Regions from separate parts of the Homo sapiens genome. Here region 2 is linked to region 1. Evidence: read pairs that join two places in POLR2A ChIA-PET (ENCODE). Cell type or tissue: PC-3. All regions are shown on one strand. Links, peaks and the distances in the headings refer to the core of each region. The heading gives the core; the rest is flanking DNA.

What was found. ChIA-PET counts read pairs that join two places held together with the same protein. Peaks named below come from ENCODE experiments on the same cell type or tissue, not always from the same donor. Only the 100,000 strongest peaks of a DNase experiment are listed, where the experiment ranks them.
Region 2: POLR2A ChIA-PET joins it to region 1 with 5 read pairs; 3 of 35 experiments call an interaction of 5 or more read pairs at or near these places.

Annotation. Positions count from the first base shown.
Region 1 is chr17:72,021,267-72,031,505 of GRCh38, forward strand. It overlaps ROCR (regulator of chondrogenesis RNA), which reads right to left and starts at 4,713. Exons shown (of 3, transcript NR_110876.1): 1 at 4,632-4,713; 2 at 2,887-3,038; 3 at 585-713. LINC01152 (long intergenic non-protein coding RNA 1152) reads left to right here and starts at 9,388. Exons shown (of 3, transcript NR_110132.1): 1 at 9,388-9,585. RefSeq lists an enhancer at 8,513-9,283. In PC-3, for the core only: no CTCF peak of the experiment used is centred there; no DNase peak of the experiment used is centred there.
Region 2 is chr17:71,896,856-71,907,094 of GRCh38, forward strand. No RefSeq gene overlaps it. Among named protein-coding and RNA genes, the nearest start is that of ROCR, 120 kb to the right of the region's middle. RefSeq lists an enhancer at 3,477-4,676. In PC-3, for the core only: no CTCF peak of the experiment used is centred there; DNase peaks (open chromatin) are centred at 2,706, 4,176 and 5,026; H3K4me3 peaks cover 1,032 bases; H3K27ac peaks cover 3,424 bases.

The DNA of each region.
Region 1 (10,239 bases), core at 1,659-6,658:
CCTGTGTTAGTTTACCAAGGATAATAGCCTCCAGTTCCATCCATGTTCCCGCAAAAAACATGATCCTGTTCTTTTTTATGGTTGTGCAGCATTCATGGTGTATATGTACCACATTTTCCTTATCCAATCTGTCATTGATCGATATTTAGGTTGATTCCCTATCTTTGCTATTGTGAATAGTGCTGCAGTGGGCAAAGGAAATGAAATGAAACTTTTCAAATGAAATGAACAGACATTTTTCAAAAAAAGGTATACATGCAGCCAACAAGCGTAACAAAAAAATGCTCAGCATCACTGATCATGAGATAAATGCAAATCTAAACCATAATGAGATACCATCTCACACAAGTCAAAATGGCTATTATAAAAAACTTTAAAAAAAACAGATGCTTGCAGGTTGCAGAGAAAAAGGAACACTTACACATTGTTGGCGGGAGTGTAAATTAGTTCATCCATTGTGGAAAGCAGTGTAATGATTCCCCAAAGAGCTAAAAACAGAACCATTCGACCCAACAATCCCATTGCTGGGTATATACTCAAAGGAATAGAAATCATTCTACCATAAAGACACATGTACACAAATGTTCATGGATGTTGCTTTCTTTATTACAAAGGGTTTCATATCCTCCTGGACTGAGTTTCTCTGTTGTTGATGCTGTTGGTGTTTGTCTGTTCTATGGTTGTTATACTTCTGTAGGATTTGGAGGCATAATCTGAAATGTTAAATAACAGACTTTTATTTTTCTAACTAGTGTCATTCTATCTTTGGAAGGAAAAAAAAAAAAAAAAGAAGAACAGTGACATTAGCATTAGCAACTCTGAAAGGATCAAGACCTGATCTTCATAGTCCTATTATTTTTTTTCTGTTTCCCTCTAAAAAGAAGTCTTAGCTCCAGTAACTTCCTAGGAATTACAATTTCAGAAGTGACCAGGGATTCTCAAAGGGCACTTTCTTAGCTTCCACATACCTTCCAAATGTATATCAAGGCTTCACATCACCTGTTATACTGCCTCTATAAAACAGGCTCACAGAGTGGGAAGCATGGCATTGAGTCGACCAAAGAAGTCATCATCTCAAGTTATAAGGAAGCTCAGGAAGAAAGGTTTCACGTGAACAAAGAATTTTCCAATCTCTTAAATAATTGTCCATGAATGGATTTACTTAAGCAAGAGCTTAAGTACACTTCAAAAGAAACCAGTGATTATAGCTGCAAGATGAACATTGCGTCAATAGAAGGGCCACTTGGGGACACTCTGAAATCCCAGGGCAAAACTGACTGTCTTGATTTGACAGAGGAATAGGGCCAATTGGGGGTTTAGGCTGATTCTGTTTTTTGTGAGTCATTTTGTCTGTGGACATGCCTTACAAACTAAAACAAATCCAAAAAATCCCTAGGTGTGAGATGATTAAAGTTTTAAATCTGGTCATTTGTAAATCACAAAAGCGCTGGATGAAAGCCATGCTGTTTGGAGGCTTTTGTTTTTCTTGTTAAAATCTTAGGGTTTGCTGAGCTTATAAAGACTCCTTGAATCAAATAAAAAGTGAGGGCTTTTGGAGAGAGTCATTCTCTTCAGTATCAGATGCATTTTAGTCTATAATTTTCCACTCTGGCTTATGTGGCTGTCTAGGCTTGATTCCATCAACTCATTTAATCTCCAATTTCATAAAAAAGCAAGCTTTCTGTTTATCTTTGTCCAACTGAGTGCAATCTGTGCTTTCTAGCTCTTCTAACAATCCCAACTTTTTGAATTTCGTATCAGAATGCCTGTGTGGCATGGTAAATCTAGGCTGTCCTTGACAGGTTGGAAACGGCATACTCCTGGTGAGGAAATCAAGTGACGGCTCCCAAAGACACTCACTTAACAAATCATAACCTAAAAACAGATCATCACTTTAATTTACTGTGATGAAGTGGGGGAGAGAAGTTAATACAAATCAATGCATAGCTATAAGTTTTCAAAAAAATAAATGGTGCAGTTTCCCCCACAAACACTTAATTTTCATATACAAGCTAGTTGCTGAATTAGGGAAAATTTAGCATTCGACACAAGCTCATCTGAAACCAACCAAAAACAGAAACTTGAACTGAATTTGCTTATTGCTACATCCCTCTATTTTGTAAAGCTGAGAAGACTGCTTATGCTTCAAGGAAAGTTTGATAAACAACCATCTGACCAACAGAAGCTTGACATTTTAGTATCATTTTAATATCATACCTAATCTGTATGTATAGGTCAGAGCTGGCCTACTGACCCATACATACAGATGAGATGCCTGAGTAAGACGATTGTCTTTTGTTACTATTCAAGGTCCTTGCTATGTGTATTAGGTTGGTGAAAAAGTCATTATGGTTTTAAATATAATTTTGGGATGAATTTATAAAGATGTATTCTACTTCAATGTATGCATTATTACACCAAACAGATTCCCAACATTCTATCAATCAATCATTCTTATGGTCACAAACATTTGCTTCCCAAAAATATTTATAAAATTCTGTTTGTCAGCCCCATCATATATATTTTGGATCTGTCCTATCTTACTACCTAGGAAACCAAAGCCCAAAAGAAGTACCAATTCTCTGTCTACCTACAAACACACACGTATACAGCACTAACTTGCAAATAAGAGTATGCTGGGAAAGAAAAGAGAGAAAGGATAGTCTACCACATGTCATGAAACAGACTTGCTTAATTTCACTCTTTATGGGGAATAAAGTGTTAAAAATAACCCAAACAGCTGAGATGAGAGGCAATACTTTTGGTTATTCATTTGTTTTTATTTCCAACTCCTCATCTGTTATACAACTTTGGCCTTTTAAAAATGAACTTATTTGTAAATAAGAATAATGAGTTGGCAACTGGATTCAGGTCTGGCCATTTTACCTGAGTGATGAAAAAATAAATGATGTAGCGGTCTGCGAAACCATCTGACTCCCCTTTGAAATCCTCTTGTTTCCTCCTGAGATTGTCTAATTATAGAGTAATGCTGGAAGTATTCTTCACTTGCAGATTAATTAGTTGATGCTTAAGTAGTTCTTTGAACATAAAAGGCAACATGTAAATCTAAGTGTAATCAATCATCCTCAAGCTAATGATCATTTAATTAGCGCTTTCTGCTAGTTTAACAGTCCATAAAGAAGAGGGCAATTTAGGGAAGGGTCTCCCACCATTGCAAAGAGGTAAGATGTAGCTATAACTAGAATGAAAAACAATGTTCAAAATGAAGGTTTTAACATTGGAAATAAATTGGAAATTGACTCTCCCTTCTTCTGGTGACTAACAGCCATGAGGGAACTGAAAATGAAGCTTATCTTTTAGTAGCATTTGCATATTTCCAGAATTAGGAATCACAGTTTAAATTGGGCTTATCTAATGTTTTGTGGCAAAACCAAATACTTGAGGTGATATTTACAGGGCAGAAAAAAAAGTTAACTCTGGAGTGTTTGTAAATATTATGAAGGCTTAACTTCCTGCATTCTTGGTAAAATGGTTTCCTAACTAGGAAGTCATGTTCAAGTTGAAAGTTATATGATAAAGCTAGTTGTTTTGTAAAATACTTGTATTAGACTTTCTTACATGATTTTCTAATTATTTCTGTATTAATTCCCCTATTTGATTATATACGCAAAGCCAGGTGCCTTGCCTATTTCCAGCCTTATTCAGCTAAGAGTCAGCGTTCATTAAGTGAGTGTATCAATGAACAAATAATAACTAGAAATATACCTACACAATTAACATGAGAAAATGTGGCTTTGGGTATAAAAATTATTCTTCTAACTTAAAACATATTACGTCAAAGAAAATGTAAACAGTTCTGTTTGTCAATTAAGTCCCCACTCTAATGCTGGGCCGTTAACACAAACATCATCACAAAGAGATCATCCAGCCAACACGCTCAAGTTACCCAGCACTGCAAGGAGCCGTACTGGTTTATCTAATCAATACCTGCATCACATGACTTTTTAAAGTCACAGTTTTCTCAACTATGAATTGGGGCAATTGCAACAGTTAAATGGAATGATCACAAAACCAAAGTAATTATTTAATAGGTGTCAGCATTATTAACATCAGTTGATTTTTCTTTTTACATAATTTTAACTCAACAGAGAAAAAAATTTAAAACCTTGCTGAAAATACGTGTAGCCCTACCCTGCATGGACAAGAATTTGCTTTGCCAACTGATAATTCAAGTAGCACAAAAGCAACGTTAGAGATCAGCACTGACACCTCATGTTAGTAAGAGGCACACACCTCAAACCTAAGCTTTCAGGGATGTTGTAAAATTCATCATTTAAAAAGAGATTTTTAAAAAGGCAATAGCAGTTATGAAGATATATATCACATTAGCTTTTTCTCAAAAGAAAAAAAAAGATGCAAAGAATTTAACTGTGAAATAAATAGTATAATTAGGGTAATAGTAATACTATTTAAAATTTTATTCAAAAAAAGAAACACTTCAACAATAGTAGTAGATGAGTGTCTCAAAGTACTCAGACGTCTACCCTGTTTTTCAGAAGCATGTTTTTCATGTTCCTATCAGAACTCATGGAAGAATTTCTACATGCAATTTCTTCAAAAAAATCTCCACATCTAAATCTGACAAGACAGAAGTTTTGGGCAATCCTTACCAAATAGGCTGGTCATACAGCAGCACGCATTTGACTGTATTCCAAAACATGTGTCTTAAAAGGCTCTACTGAAATGGTCCCTGCAGAAGATGAATGCACAGAATCTATATTAGACCCACAGGTAAAGCTTTGGATGCAAAAACCACATTCACCCTACAGTCTTTTGACAAAGGTTTTTCGTGACTTAGCCTCTGACTTCTCTTACTTCTTGAGCGGATTTAATACCATCGACTTCTACAGTGTATAAATAATCTTGGTCTATGCACCCAAAGTTATGTAAGACAGTAGAAAAGAACCTACCTCAATTTGAGTAAAACATCAGTTTTTAGAAAATCATGAATCTGTGTAAAGCAAGGCAGGAGAAAAGCAGATATTGCTAATACCAATAGATTAAAACTTACACTAAGAAAAAAAGCCACCACTTTGTAAATATTATATTGGATAAATCTGAAGTGGTGTCTAACACTATTCCTTGGCTCCTTTTCTGAATATGAATGCTTTCTGCATTTTCTTAAAATTATGAGAATTTTTGAAAACTCCAAAAACAGAACAAAATTTTTATCATTGCTGATTTATTCTCAAGCTTTCCCTCTTCTAAGAAAACAAAAGAGGAAAAATAAAAACAATATATAACAAATAAACAAACCTAAGCCATAGATGCTGAATTCTGCTACAGTTATCATTTTGTAGAAGGATGAGTAAAACAAGATAAAACACGTGAGTGTTCATTTACAGAAGTTACAAGCTTTATGAAATGCAAAGGAGCTGTATTTTACCACAGGAAGCCAAGTGAAATAGGGTGAAACAGAAGTCGATCATATTCAAATAATTAAAATACAAATACATTTCATGAAGACTCTGATTCCAGACCTCTGCTCTCACTGTCTTCCACCCCCTTTTATTGGAATCTCTGAAACCATTTTGCTTGGGGCAGAAAGTAGATTTTAGTATAGTAGGAAAAATGCCAAACATCCATGGCAACTTAGAATTTTTCCACTTTCTTTACATGTTCAATTGAGACCTTCATAAAATTATAAATGAAAGGATACATTATGAGCACTTTCTTTGAAGGGGAAAAAGAGGGTGGGGGGAGGCCTTGCCTGGAAGTAAAATTTTGGAGTCTATATCCTTCTTCTCTGCAGAACTCTTGGGAGCTTTCTCTGCCAACAGCAGGACCCCTAAAAAAAGCTTGCCTTTGCCTTCAGAATTCAAAAAAGTAGAACCACCAGTTGCTCCCCTGACCGTGGGTGAGACGTTGATCACTAGGTGGGGACTGGAAAGTCCTGGGCTCCACTTTCTTGTCCCTCAAGGACTGAGGTCAGTGTGTCTTGGCGCCTTATATCCACTCTCTCCATCCTCCCGCATTCCCTCCCCCTCAACCAGGGATTCACTCCTGTTTACACTGGGGAGACTGTAACTTCTGTTTCTTAACGTTTAAAAGAAGTTTAAAAGCTTATAAAAAGGCTCTTAAGATTTCTTGGACACCAATCACTTCTTACAGAACAATATTTTGATGAGTTAAGTGTAAATGAATCAGAAACCTATGTATTAAATTTCCCTTGACATGAACATCAATTTAAAATATTAATGGAAAAAATGCCCAGGGCTCGAAGTGTTGGGGGTTTTCTCAAACCCAAAATGCTTGAACGTGGAGTGGAAATCCATTCAGATCAACCAGATTTGCTGATCCTCCCTCTCAACCTCCCCTAGATTGTAATTACCGTGGAGGGAGTAGTATTTCCAGCTATTGACCATCTGGCTGGGGATAGATCACATTCCTGGTCATTATGCTTGCATCTCAGCAGAAGCCCAAGGCTGGGCTGAGGCTGTTGAGATGTCCAGCCGCTGTTCACAGAAGGCTGACCCTAAAAGCTGCCTTTTTTTTTTTTTTTTTGACCAAGGAAACTAAATAAACAATCACAGAAGATCATAAATCACTGACAAAGATATTTAGATTTGCAACAGCCCTCAAAAACAGAATGTGCCACAATTTATCCCTCAAAGATTAACTCAATCCTGGGTCCTATAATTGTGCATCCCATGACTTCTGATGATAAATGACACAAGGGTCAAAACTTGAGAATTGGTAGGTGTTTTTGTTTTGTTTTGTTTTAAATATTGACTCTGGGTCCAAGAAAACACCCAGAGGAACAGAAGCAACCCAAAATCCTGAAATCAGACTTGTTCCCTAAAATCATCACTCTCTCTATATATATTTATGTATATTTTTAATATATAATACATATGTATTTTATATATTATATATAAAATATATAAAATATATATTTTATATATTATGTATATATTTTTATATATATTATATATACATTTTTTTTTTTTTTTGGAGACAGAGTCTCACTCTGTTGCCCAGGCTGGAGTGCAGTGGTGCAATCTTGGCTCACTGCAACCTCTGCCTCCTGTGTTCAAGCGATACTTCTGCCTCAGCCTCCCCAGTAGCTGAGACTACAGGCACCCACCACCACGCCCAGCTGATTTTTTGTATTTTTAGTCGAGACGGGTTTTCACCGTGTTAGCCAGGATGGTCTCCATCTCCTGACCTCGTGATCTGCCTGCCTCGACCTCCCAAAGTGCTAGGTTTACAGGCGTGAGTCACCGTGCCCAGCCCTGTTTTTTTAAGTTGGTTTTTCATCTCTGTTTTGTTTTGTGAACGGATGACCACACACACTAGGTTGAGTGACAAAATAAGGAGATGGAACCAAGCGAAAGAGATGTCAAGCCTCTCCTCTTTGGTCACGTTAGCTAATCTGAACATTTGGGACCTGTGTCACAGATACTACAACTATGAACAATTGCTAACTTCTTGGTGAAACACAGCATGTGTCCAGCGCTTCAAAAGTATTATTGGGAGCATGTCTGCCTAATCTTCAACCCAACACTCATTCTAGTAACACACATGAAAGGGTTCTGTGAACTCTCATAAACTATCCCCACATAAACTGTTTTTACTATTATTTTCAAAAGTCATATCCCTCACCCGCTTAAGGACAGCTTAACAGTTCTCAGTGCTTTAGAAGATGCCCTTATTCATCTCTATCTCAGGAGGGGTGAGGACCCAAGAGTTCCCTTCTAATGGGATATTTTCCCTTGCTCATTCCTTCTCAGAGACACTCTCTCAAAGGTTTGGCAGGGTCTGGTGGTCAGGGAAGAGTGCATCTTTACAGAAACATACCTTTTAAAAACAGTGTTCAGCCTTGTCCTACTCAAGGCACATGCTGGATATATGTTTGTTGAATGGCTAAGTCAATGAGTGAAAGAATGAAAAAGCCATACCTCTTTTACAATAAATTTGCATAGACGAATGAAAAATTAAAAGACTGTCAGAGACAGGTACAGCACAAATTGCCCCCACCTCAACTAGCCATCCCTTCAACTCCAACCCCTCCCACCACAGAAGATGATTAGGGTTTTTTAGGAAAAAAAGAGAAGCTGTACAGCAATGACACACCCCAAAGACAGCACACTAAGATTCCTTTGCTTTATATTGTTTATAATGTTTAACCTCTCTGGTGGCCACCAGTTCTTAAAAGCTCCTAAGCATTTTCACAGAAAATATAAGAGGAAAACCAGCAATAGTAACAACGTCAATGGTGCCGGCAGACACAGAAAGACTCAGAAAAATATGGAGGCTCTAGGATGCCTGATAACAAGTCTCATTTCCTAAAATGAGATCTGGGGACTGGAGAAAGTGTTATCAACCAAGACAAGGAATAGGATAGACATCAGAAGTGCCCAATTCCAACACATTTTCTGAGACTCCTTTCCTAGGCAAACCTGATGAATGTGCAGACATAAATAGATAGTCCTACCATAAATTGATCTCTTTTTATCCTAAGTAATCAAGGTCCAGTCATTTCCCTCAAGCTGGGCTTCTATTGCTCTCTCTGGAGATTCAGCATAAACATGTCCTTGAAGTTTTGCTCAGGTAGATGAAGGTGGCAGAAAGCATGCAGCTACTGGGGTTAGTGGCTGTCCCCTGATTAAGTGCAAAGGTGGAGACCCATAGTTTATCCCCAGAAAGTTTCCATGCTTTCCCCTGGCATTTTCTCTCAAGCTTTTACAAGCCTTGTTCAGGGAGTGGAAACTCATTTTAAAGGTAGTTTAGACCCACCCTTCCCTTAAGGGAAATTTCTATGCAGGGGGAAAGCAAGCAAAACAAAACAAAAGTTACACTTCAAAGCCTTACAAGATAACCACAGGGAGAAGGCTAAGTCCTCCCAGTTACTCAGCCCTCCCCTGTGCTAATTGCAGGAGGTAGAGCCTGACTGTATTATTATTTGCATACTTGATCAGAAGAAGGGCCACAGAAGGAGGTCTAGAAGCTCAGCTGGTGTTTGACTGACATCTTTTAGGACTTGGACCCCACCGCCCACCCCCGCAACCAACACCACCACCAGTCCAGGACCTGATGTAATATTGCCACAGACTGATTCCCGTTGCCTTTGATATGCAACCTGTGCCTACAGTCAGCTCTCAGGGCTAAAGAAAACAGTCAGCTCCTGCGGCATCTGATTTGCCTCCTGCCCTCGCTGCTGTTAATCTGCAACACGCCACAGCCTCTAGATCGCTGCCGTTCAGAGTCGGATGTCATGGGGGCGACTGGCAGGGGTTCTTTCTTCTTTCGGTTTGATACATCCTTCCTTCCGCTGCTCCTCGCAATCAACCGCTAGGGGAAGGAGGGAAGCAGGCAGGAGGGAGAGCGGGAGACTTCCGGAAATCCCTTTCCTCCCTTCCCTTCACAGGTTGCCCCATAGTGACCCTGGAGACTCCCGCCTGCCCCCAGTGAAGGAATTGGTTACTCTCCCAGAGCCCTCCCGGGCATCGCCCCCTTCCTCACTTCCTCCTCTTCCTGCCCCCAGCCTCTACCCCTCCAGCCTCCTGTGGCTTCACAGGCAAGTGCCGCATCCCAGGAAGAAGGAGTTGGAGCTCCGTGATGGTGAGCTTTCAGACTTCCCCCTACAACCTCCGCCTCCCCAAAGGCACAGAGGCAAGCAGTGGCTTCCCTGGTATCATTTGTGGATCTAGGAGCATGAGGGAGCTATCGAAGACGGCATGTAGCCTGTTCTTCTTTCTCTTAGTAAACAATAATATCTAAATGTGCTAGAGGGAAAATACTTTTTAATTTATACTTTAAAACTGGTTTAGATTTTGAATGTATAGTCTGTTTTCCTGGAGTCCAATTGTAACATGAACCCCAAACCTAGGAGTTCTGTTTTTATACATCAGGAAGGGGACCAACCCACTCACCCATCCACCCATCTTTCAACTCACCCACCCACTCTTGTTTATAACTGCATAGTGGTTTATTTTGCCAGCACTAAACTATGCAGCTTGTTTCCCCTTTGCCAGCCTCTGCAGACAGAAAGCAAAGGCTGATCATTCTCAATTGACATGTGCACCCCTACTCTGAAGCTACAGCTGGATGACACCTCAGACAAATGCACTCATACATAAAAGTTTTTCTGCATGTTTTCGTTTTTGATTCTTTTATTGGAAGCATTTTTATGGCTGGGAGGTAGGTGCACATCCATTACAGTGAGGGGTCAGATATTAGAATACTTACGGTGCTTATAATTTTAATAGGATCACC
Region 2 (10,239 bases), core at 2,121-7,120, 120 kb before region 1:
ATCCATATGTAATTCTGTGCATTTACATACATATGTAAAATAGTACAGTTCATGTAAAAACAAATGTACAGATACACATCAAATTCATTACTTTATATATTCTGTGGGCACATGCATGCAACTTGAATGTTTCAGTTTAAAAAAAAAAAAAGTGCCCCAAAGGTCTTTCAGAGTCAGGTCTTTCTGTGTTGTTTTGGTTTTCCTTTTTGATTTTCTAATCACTACTAGGGATTCAATGATAAGATATACCCCATTTTTTAGCTATCCTCCTTGGCTGAAAGACAGCTTAAAAAAATTTTTTTTTTTCCTATTAGGAGCAATTGCTGCTATGAAATCCTTGGGCTTTCTACATCCTTGTGCACATATGCATGTTTTTCTTTTCTTTTCCTTTTTCTTTTTTTTTTTTTCCTAGACAGAGTCTCGCTCTGTCACCAGACTGGAGTGCAGTGGTGCGACCTTGGCTCACTGCAACCTCCACCTCCTGTGTTCAAACGATTCTTCTGCCTCAGCCTCTTGAGTAGCTGGGACTACAGGCGTGTGCCACCACGCCCAGCTAATTTTTGTATTTTTTTAGTAGACACGGGGTTTCACCATGTTGGCCAGTCCGGTCTCGATCTCTTCACCTCGTGATGCGCCCGCCTCGGCCTCCCAAAGTGCTGGGATTACAGGTGTGAGCCAATGCGCCTGGCCATATGCATGTTTTTCTTAATGGCAACACCTGAGAAAAAGAGCTGCTAGTTCATAGGAAATGTCCATTTTAAATGTTAATAACTTCTACAAATTTACCCTACAAATTGGTTTACAAATGTAGCTACTTCAATCTTTCTACTCTTTCATACTCCCATTTTATGCTTCAATAAATTCTAATAGATAGCTTCTAAAAGTGTAGTTCCAGATTTTTTTCAATGAATGCTTATTAAACTTAACATCAAATTTTCCTAGTTTCATTGCTAACCTTTAGTTCTTCTATCTCATTAGTTTCTCTTGGATTCATCTTTCTTGTTGTTATATAACTTCTTATAATACCTTCAGAGTGTTTGCAGGAGTTTGTCTTATTACTCATATGTAGAAAGCTATCTTCCTTTCAAGCTCATGCTCGAATAATATCACTAGGTAGAGAATTATGGGCTAAAATAAATTTTCCTGTAGCATTTTAAAATTTAAATTTCTTCCAGCATTTAAAGTGCTTACTGTATTCTTCTGTCTAACATTGATGAGAACTCATATGTCAATATGATTTCTCTTCTATTATAGGTAATCTTTATTTTTTTCTTATCTGATAGCTTTTGGGATTTTTCTCTTGATTCTTTCTGTTCTAAAATTTTACTGCAATATGTCTAGATGAAATAGTAAAGATTGGTAAATAATTAAGAAACTTTCAAATATTTGGATGTTTTATATTAGATGAGTGTATGAATAACTAAATACATACTTACTAGCTATTATTTACTAATAGGTACAATATAAAAGGGCATAGAATAACAGCAGAATGGAGCTCTGATTTTAGCTTGGCACTAATAGGCTGTGACAACTATCTGGATTTGTAACCGCTCTAGGTATCACTGTCTTTGTGGGTGAAATGAGAGGGTTATAGGAAGTACCTCCAAGATGATTTTCAGTCATAAAATGTTGTGCTAGGGACTCTGAGTTTTTAGAAACTCTAAAGGTTTTTATGTGGTCATTTCTTTTTTCTCAAGACAATATGGAACCTAAACAATATCAGTGATGTTGCTGTTTGTTAGAGCTATTTCTTTGAAATGATTTCTAGAAATCAAACATCTCTTAACTCTCTTCTCTTGTGTCTCTTTCGCCAGCAGCTAAATGTATGATTTTTCTTAAGTACAATAGATAAAATCAGGAGAATACAGGAGTATAAAAATGTCGTTAAATGTTTCTTTTAATCTTAGAGCTGAAGTAAAAGGGAGTGTGTATAGGTGAGTGAATTAAAGGATTCCATATGAGATACTTTATATATTCAAACTTTTGCCAAAAGGATACTTAAAACATTCACAAAGGGAATTCTAAGAAGCCAAAAGATTTCTCCCTCCAAAAAGACACAGGACCCCATTGAATTAAAGCTTCCGACCTCTGAGTACCAGGCTGCCCCTGATTAAAAACAAATGGAACACGTGCTATGCAGCATAAGTTTACCTGATTTATGACTTGGAAAATTAAGTTACTATTACTTATGGGGCTTGGAAGCAAAGGCCCAATGCAATAGCTAATTGAGAGTAGAGAAGGGGTATATGCTGAAATTGGGAAAATATATTTTAGGGAATGGCTGAGTGAAGACATCAGGGTATGTAATTAAATGGCTTTTTAAAAAAAAGTCACACTCCCAACAACCTCTTATATCAAACAATTGGAATGTGTTAGTTTTATTAACTGGTCTTCTGCCATTAGCTCCATCAAGCTGGGTATTATAGAGTTCACTTTCTTCATTGCCTATAGTAAACATATTAAAACTTGCATTACCAGGTGTCTCGTAATAATGGAGTATTCGTTTAGGAGAAAAATTTGCGGTAGTTCTCCAATAATTAAAGGCAATTTGAAATGCAAGCAATTTCTGAGTCTTGGTAAACTACCCAAATGACTAGGTAGTTCCTAGGTTCTTCATAGTCATAACAGTATGTTTTGATGAGTTTTCTGATTCATCAAATGAATCACCATTTAATCTTAAGAAGAAATGTTATTTTCTTAGGAGTTAGGGATCAGGAAGTTCTGGTTATGAAAGGTCAAATGCGGGAAGACAGGAGAAGGAATAAGACTATGCACAGGGCCCTTGCTACCAACTCTCATTCCAGTGTAAGTCTACTTTCCAAGCCACTCAGAAAGTTGCATGGTAGGGAACTAAAAATCTCATTATTTCTTACAGTTGGGCTGTGACTATTTGAGTGATAAAATTGATGACATATGGAGGGAGTTTTTGTTTTTATTAGACGATCAATTATTCTAGACACATGGCTGTAATTTGTTCTAATAACTACTGAATGTTTTTGAAATTGAAGGGTGATGCTGTCTAATCATAATAAAAACTGATTTTGCTATCATTGAACTTAGTTACTGAGGAAATATGAATATATACTTATTTAATTACAGTGAAAGAAAATTTTGGCAATTGAGAGTTATTTTACTAATTAAGACACTAAAAGAATATTTCTCTAACCTAAATCTCTCTTTTAAAATTCATACACTTTATTCTATAGTCATGATTCTTGTCTAGGGATGATTTTGCCCTCCAGGAGACATTCAACAATGTCGGGAGACATTTTTGGTAGAGGCCAGGAACGCTGCTAGCGATCTTACAGTACACAAGACAGCCCCTAAGATAAAAACATTTGTCAACCCAAAATATTGGCAGTACCAAAGCTGAGAAACTCCAAAGGAACTTTTAACCATTCAGTATATAGTTCATTAACTCAATAACTGAAAAGTCACATAAATGCAAACTGATTACTATTACTCTAAATGGACTCCATTTTTAAAAATGCGATTTACATACAATTTTTCAGGAGCACATTATCGTTGAACATGAGATAGAGCTGTACAGATTTAAACCCAACAAACAACGCCAAAAGAAAACCCACTCACCATACCATCTGCTGCAGGGAGGAACTTGACCAAGGCCTGACCTGGCACTTTGCCCCCAGTAAGAACTCAATAAATGCTCGCTGAAAGAGTTTTTAAATAATCAATTATTTGTTCAAAATATAAGGATAGGCTTTCTTGAGAATGTCTATGCTTTCTTTTTAATAAAGATCTAAAATGCCCAACGGGAGAAAAATTCATTCCTAAAGAAACTAGATTTGTATCTTATTCAAATTTAAAATAAAATTATTTTTTAAAAATTGTTTGGTTTTAAGATTGTTGAGTTGGTTGAAACAGAAAGTAGCTCCATGGCTATTTTAATCACAGCTCTGGCTCTGTTTCCATAAAAAACACTGACTGTTTCCAGATATAAAAACATTTGCACGACCTCCAGAGGGACGTTCCAAAGTAGCTTTCTGCTGTCTGCAAGACAGGCTGTGCCCAGGGACCCACTTTTCTCTATCAATCTCTAGCAAGAATGAAGTCTTCACTTTAGCTCAGTAGCCTGGGGGAGAAAAGATGTTTCACACCCACTAATTAGGGGCTGTCAGGTAACCCAGGTGACCCCTGAGATGCCAAGGTAATGAATTGTTTGGTCACGCTTCCTGCCACTCTGACTCAGAGATGCTCACACACCAACCGCCCATCTATGAGTCTCTAACCTTTTGGAGGTTTTCCGATCATGAATTTTGAGGAGTAGGAGAAGCCAGAGAAACAGTGGCAAAGACAAAGAGATCCTGAAAGGCCTGGAACCAGAGAAATCAAGAGCCAGAGACAGCTGATTTGGGATGGAAGTTTCCAGCCTTTCACTGAAGTATCTCTCACACATGTATAAACACAAAAAGTGAAATGTCCTTAAGCAACAATCTATTAGTTTAGTGTATCTAGCTGTGTGTAAACATCTAGAAACCATGCATCCCATTTTCTTGCTCACCTGACTTAAAAAATTGGCTCCAGACTAGTATAAGCAATTTTTCTTTATGACAAAGGATTTAAAAAGATTATAAGAAATAAAGGTAGAATTAAATATTAGGATAACAAGGTTTGGAGTGGAAGTTAAAGATGTAACAACCCCTACATCCCTCCCTATCTATCTATCTATCTATCTATCTATCTATCTATCTATCATCTACCTACCTACCTACCTACATATCTACCTCCCTCCCTCCCTATTCCTAGTCTATAATGTAGAAAAAAAGTACACTAACATTTCTTCCCATGGGCAATGATACTAATATTGTATTTTTGGCAGTTTTATCTGTACTTGAAAATAAATTAATGGCTCCCCAATGAAAGTCAAGTGCAAGTTAAAGATGGAAAATAATTGTATTAAGAAAAATGCATCATGCGGACTTAGCGAATTTTTAAAAGATATTTTCACAAAAAACTACTGAACCTAACTTCACTTGTGAGTCACGGCATAGAGCACGGGGAAAGGTCAGTCAGTACTTATTTATCAAAAGTGAGTAAATAAGGTTGATGCCATGAGATGTTCAGTTGTTTGAAAAGTAAGAAATCCAGCCTAATGTCTGCTTGTGTAATGAGTTTAGCCATGTGAAATTGCTGAGTTTTTAGGCCAACAGTAAATATCAACAATTTTACAAAGTTTAGCTTTGTAGCATCGTTTTTTTAAAAAAAATTGTTAGACAACATTTTAAATCTCCCTTCTTACTTTCCAAATCATCTGTGAAAAGGAATCTTCAAAGCTAAATCCTATCTTCCCCTACTGTTGGCATGGAAGGAAATCTTAGAAATAATTTTCTCCTCCGTAGGCATCTAAAATGAATTTTATTTCAAGAAAGAACCAATTATTTCTAGATAAATTGGGATTATGTAGGAAATGGGCCTGTGGGTCCACAGCCATGTTGAGCAGAGTAGGCAGAGGGCAAGGAGAACAAGGAACGGCTAACACTCACAGAGCCAGACCTGATTCTCACTTTTTGACGCATATTTACTCATCTAAATCTCACAAGAAACCAAAAAAATGGTATCATTACTGGCCCCATTTTATGGATGTTGTAACAGAGGCACAAGCAAGTTAATTCTTCTAAGGTCACACATTAGTGGATATTGAGACAAGATTCAAACCTAGGCAGTCTAGTTTCAGAACATACGTACTTAACCCCGGCACTGTACTTTTCCCCAAACAATACCCTGTCCTCCTTCTATATCCCCTTCCTCTGAATTGCCTTTCTTTTTTTCACCTAACTCCATCTGGTGAATACATTTGCATGGGCTCGTACAATTATTCTTTGTCTCTTGCTGCTGCAATGACAGGTTGCTGACAATATGAACTGTGTCTGTCTCATTTGTTAAGGCGTCTTCTTCTGGGTCTAAATGTGGGAGATGCTAAATCATTAGTTGGTGGAGTAAATTATTGTGTGAATGAATGAATGGTGTATTCCACCCTAGGCTAAGGAACAAGGGAAGATTTAAAGCATCAAGTCATTAAATTGAAGCATAAGGTGCCAATCACAGGCAAGACACAACAAAAGGGATTGGGGGCCCTTTTGGGTCAGTCTCTGGGGTGAGTCTGCGGAGGGCACATTTTATACTCTGCCTTGGAATGAGCACATGACATCAAGCCAGTTGGGTCAAAAACGTGTTCCATTCTTGCCTGTGTGCCTGATCCTCACCACCAATACCAAGAGAGCAGCTTTACTTTTCAGCTGCTTCCCAGCAGAGCCAAAGCACTGAGTCATGCACACTCTCCTTCTGATGCATTTCCAAGAAGATTGTCCAATATTCAGATTTTGCCCTGTGGCCCCCAACCCAGAAAATTTCCCCATGCAATCCAAATGGCAAAAACAAGAATTGAACCTGTGCCTTGGTCCTGATTAGCACCAAAAGGTGGCCAAAGTTCTCACTGTGGAGAGTGGAAATACAAACAAGCAAGGTATTGCATAATTGAATGTGAAATGTTTTCATGAATTTAAATGAGAAGTATTTAAACAAATTTACACTTTTCTGGATTATGATTCTGACTGCTTACTGAAGTTGCAGAAAAAGGCCAGGAGCAGTGGCTTATTCCGGTAATCCCAGCCCTTTGGGAGGCTGAGGCAGAAGGACTGCCTAAGACCAGGAGTTCAAGACCAGCCTGGGCAACACAGCGAGATCCTAGCTGTACAGGAAATTTAAAAATTAGCTGGGTGTGGTGGTGTGCACCTGTTGGAGCCTGGGAGTTCAAGGTTGCAGTGAGCTGTGATCACACCACTGAATTTCAGCTTGGGTGACAGAGTTAAACCTTGTCTGTTAAAGAAAGAAAGGTGCAAAAAAGACAACAAGATAAATGTTAAACAAAATAGGACGATGGACAGCCAGGGCCCATGCAGACTCAGATGAACACATTCCTACAGATGTTTCTGTGGGAAGAGAGGAGAAGAACGTGGGTGTTTGTGCTCATTTTCACACAGCCCTTTCTTTATCCCCAAGAAAAAGAAATATTACATCTGGAGCATTTCTTATTCTTCTCTTGGTTCAGAGTAAGGATGCTTTCATGTGTACATGCACACACAAGCATATGAGGAAGTCGGGGCCTATTAAGTACGGAGACCCCATATGGTTCCTTCATACCTCCCCCTATTCCAGAGTTGAAGCAATCATGGAAATGGACGGAGTCCAGAGTTTATTCCTCAAACTACATGTTCAGTCTTGAGCTTTATTTCTTTTAACCAAAGAGTCGTTATAAGCAATAATTATGATAAAAGGGTAATTAGATACAGATTTAAGGATAAATCAGAAGAAAACACAGTGAATCCTCTGCAATTGAAGTCCACATGCACTAATTCAAATTTTACATATTTCAATTAAAAAATAATTCGTGCTGCTCTATCTCCAAAGCCCATTTCGGATGGCATACTGCCTGCCAGTGTTTGGAGAACTCTGCTACTGAGGGTGGTTAGGTGGGTGTATTAGTCAGTTCTCATGCTGCTAATGAAGACATACCCAAGACTGGGTAATTTATAAAGAAAAGAGGTTTAATGGACTCACAGTTCCACATGGTTAGAGAGGCCTCACAACCATGGCAGAAGGCAAAGGAGGAGCAAAGTCACATCTTGCATTGTGGCAAGCAAGAGAGAGCATGTGCAGGGGAACTCCCCTTAATAAAACCGTCAGATCTCGTGAGACTTACTATCCTGAGAACAGCAAGGGAAAGACCCACCCCCATGATTCAATTACCTCCCATCAGGCCCCTCCCATGACACATGGGAATTATGGGAGCTACAATTCAAGATGAGATTTGGGTGGGGACACAGCCAAACCCTATCAGTGGGTGTGGACCTTCTGCAGCTGTCACAGCATTTACCCCAGGAAAACGTGTGCCTGTGCATCGCTCTGTGTGTTCAGGTGGTTTTCATTTGTCAGTACACATTCTCATAGATTGCCTCTTTTCTCCTTAGGTACTGCTGGAGGATTGTTAGATATAAGCTAATTCCTTACTCAACCATCCATTGAGCCCGTTAGATCCCAAGCAAGCATGTCCTACTCTTAGGATACAAAGATGATTCAGGCAGGGTCCCTGTCCTCAATACTTCACAGTAAAATGGAGGAAACTAGGCCGGGTGCGGTGGCTCATGCCCATAATCCCAGCACTTTGGGAGGCCAAGGTGGGCGGATCATGAGGTCAGGAGATCAAGACCATCCTGGCCAACATAGTGAAACCCCGTCTCTATCAAAAATACAAAAATTAGCTGGGCATGGTGGCACGTATCTGTAATCCCAGCTACTCAGGAGGCTGAGGCAGGAGAATCACTTGAACCCAGGAGGCAGAGGTTGCAGTGAGCTGAGATCCCACCACTGCACTCCAGCCTGGTGACAGAGGGAGACTCCATCTCAAAAAAAAAAAAAAAAAAGGAGGAAACTAACCAGTTACAAAATATGATCAAGTCTGGCAAGTACTGCAATACAAATAAACATGGGATTGCATGGGAACACAAAGGGATGGGGACTGCAGAAGCTGGGTGGAGATTGACAGCCTTAGAGCCACAGGGGGTCTGAAACTTGTTTGGCCTGGATGCTGCATATCATATATATATACCTGAATTTGAAGACACTTAGGGCTTTGAACTCAACAATTTGCTGCAGTCCCCACCCTGCCTAATTGCCTTCATTTACTTGGGTGGCCATTGCTGGTGACAGAATGAGAAAACTTGTTGAGTTCACAAGGGAACGAAGAAGCAATGTCCAACTGGCTAACCCTAGGCTCTACGTTAGCCACAAGGAGGAAGGGACGGGACTTCAGAAGAGCAAACCTTCTGTGAAATGGAGTGTGAGTGTGAATGGGACCCACTGCTGGAAAAGTCACATGGAGTTCCATATTTCTGAGGAGGGACAGTGGAGAACACTTTAAAGAACCACTAAAAATTCACAGTAACTTTGGAAATTAATTATATATATAAATATAATTAACATATATATTTCTATTTATATATTATATAATTTAATATATTAATTACATATTTCTATTTAATATATTATATAATTTAATATATATTAAATAGAAATATGTAATTAATATATAATTAATATATTATGCATTAATTATCTATTAAATATTAACTTTATATCATATATTAAACAAAATAAATTAATCTAATTAATATATAAATAAAATAAATTAATCTAATTAATATATAAATAATATAAATTAATCTAATTAATATATAAATAATATAAATTAATCTAATATATAAATAATATAAATTAATCTAATATATAAATAATATAAATTAATCTAATTAATATATAAATAATATAAATTAATATAATTATAAGATAGATAATTATATATAATTATAAGATAGATAATTATATATAATTATAAGATAGATAATTATATATAATTATAAGATAGATAATTATATATAATTATAAGATAGATAATTATATATATAATTATAAGATAGATAATTATATATATAATTATAAGATAGATAATTATATATATAATTATAAGATATATAATTATATATATAATTATAAGATATATAATTATATATATAATTATAAGATATATAATTATATATATAATTATAAGATATATAATTATATATATAATTATAAGATATATAATTATATATATAATTATAAGATGTATATTATATGTATTTCCTGTAAATATTATTTACAAATATATATTTACTTCTTCACAGCCATTTGCTATAGATTTCAAACAAGGCTTTTGTTTAATTTTGTTGTGTTTTCCCTTTTGAATACAGGGTCTGGATTGGGGTCACCAAATCAAACACAGGATGCCCAAATTTGAATTCCAAATCAACAATGAATTTTTAAAATCAAAGTATGTCCCAAATATTTACATAGGAACATACACTAGGAAAAAAATAGGCCCTAAATATTACACGGGACTTACTTTTAATGAAAAAAATGCTGCTTCTCTGAAATTCAGAATTCACTGGATGCCCTTTATTCTTGTCTGTGGAATCTGGCAGCCCTGGCATTCATATTGGAGAGCCCCTCAGGGCGGTCCTGTTTCCATGACGTAGCTTGCAGTTGGACAGACATTCAGATGCTTTCAGAAAGCCTAGGGAGTCTGGTGAGCACACATTAACATCTTTTAGCCCACAAACAGCTCCCTGTTCAGTCTGCAACCTCTTCCCACCCTCTGATATCACTCCCTATCCTTGGGCCACA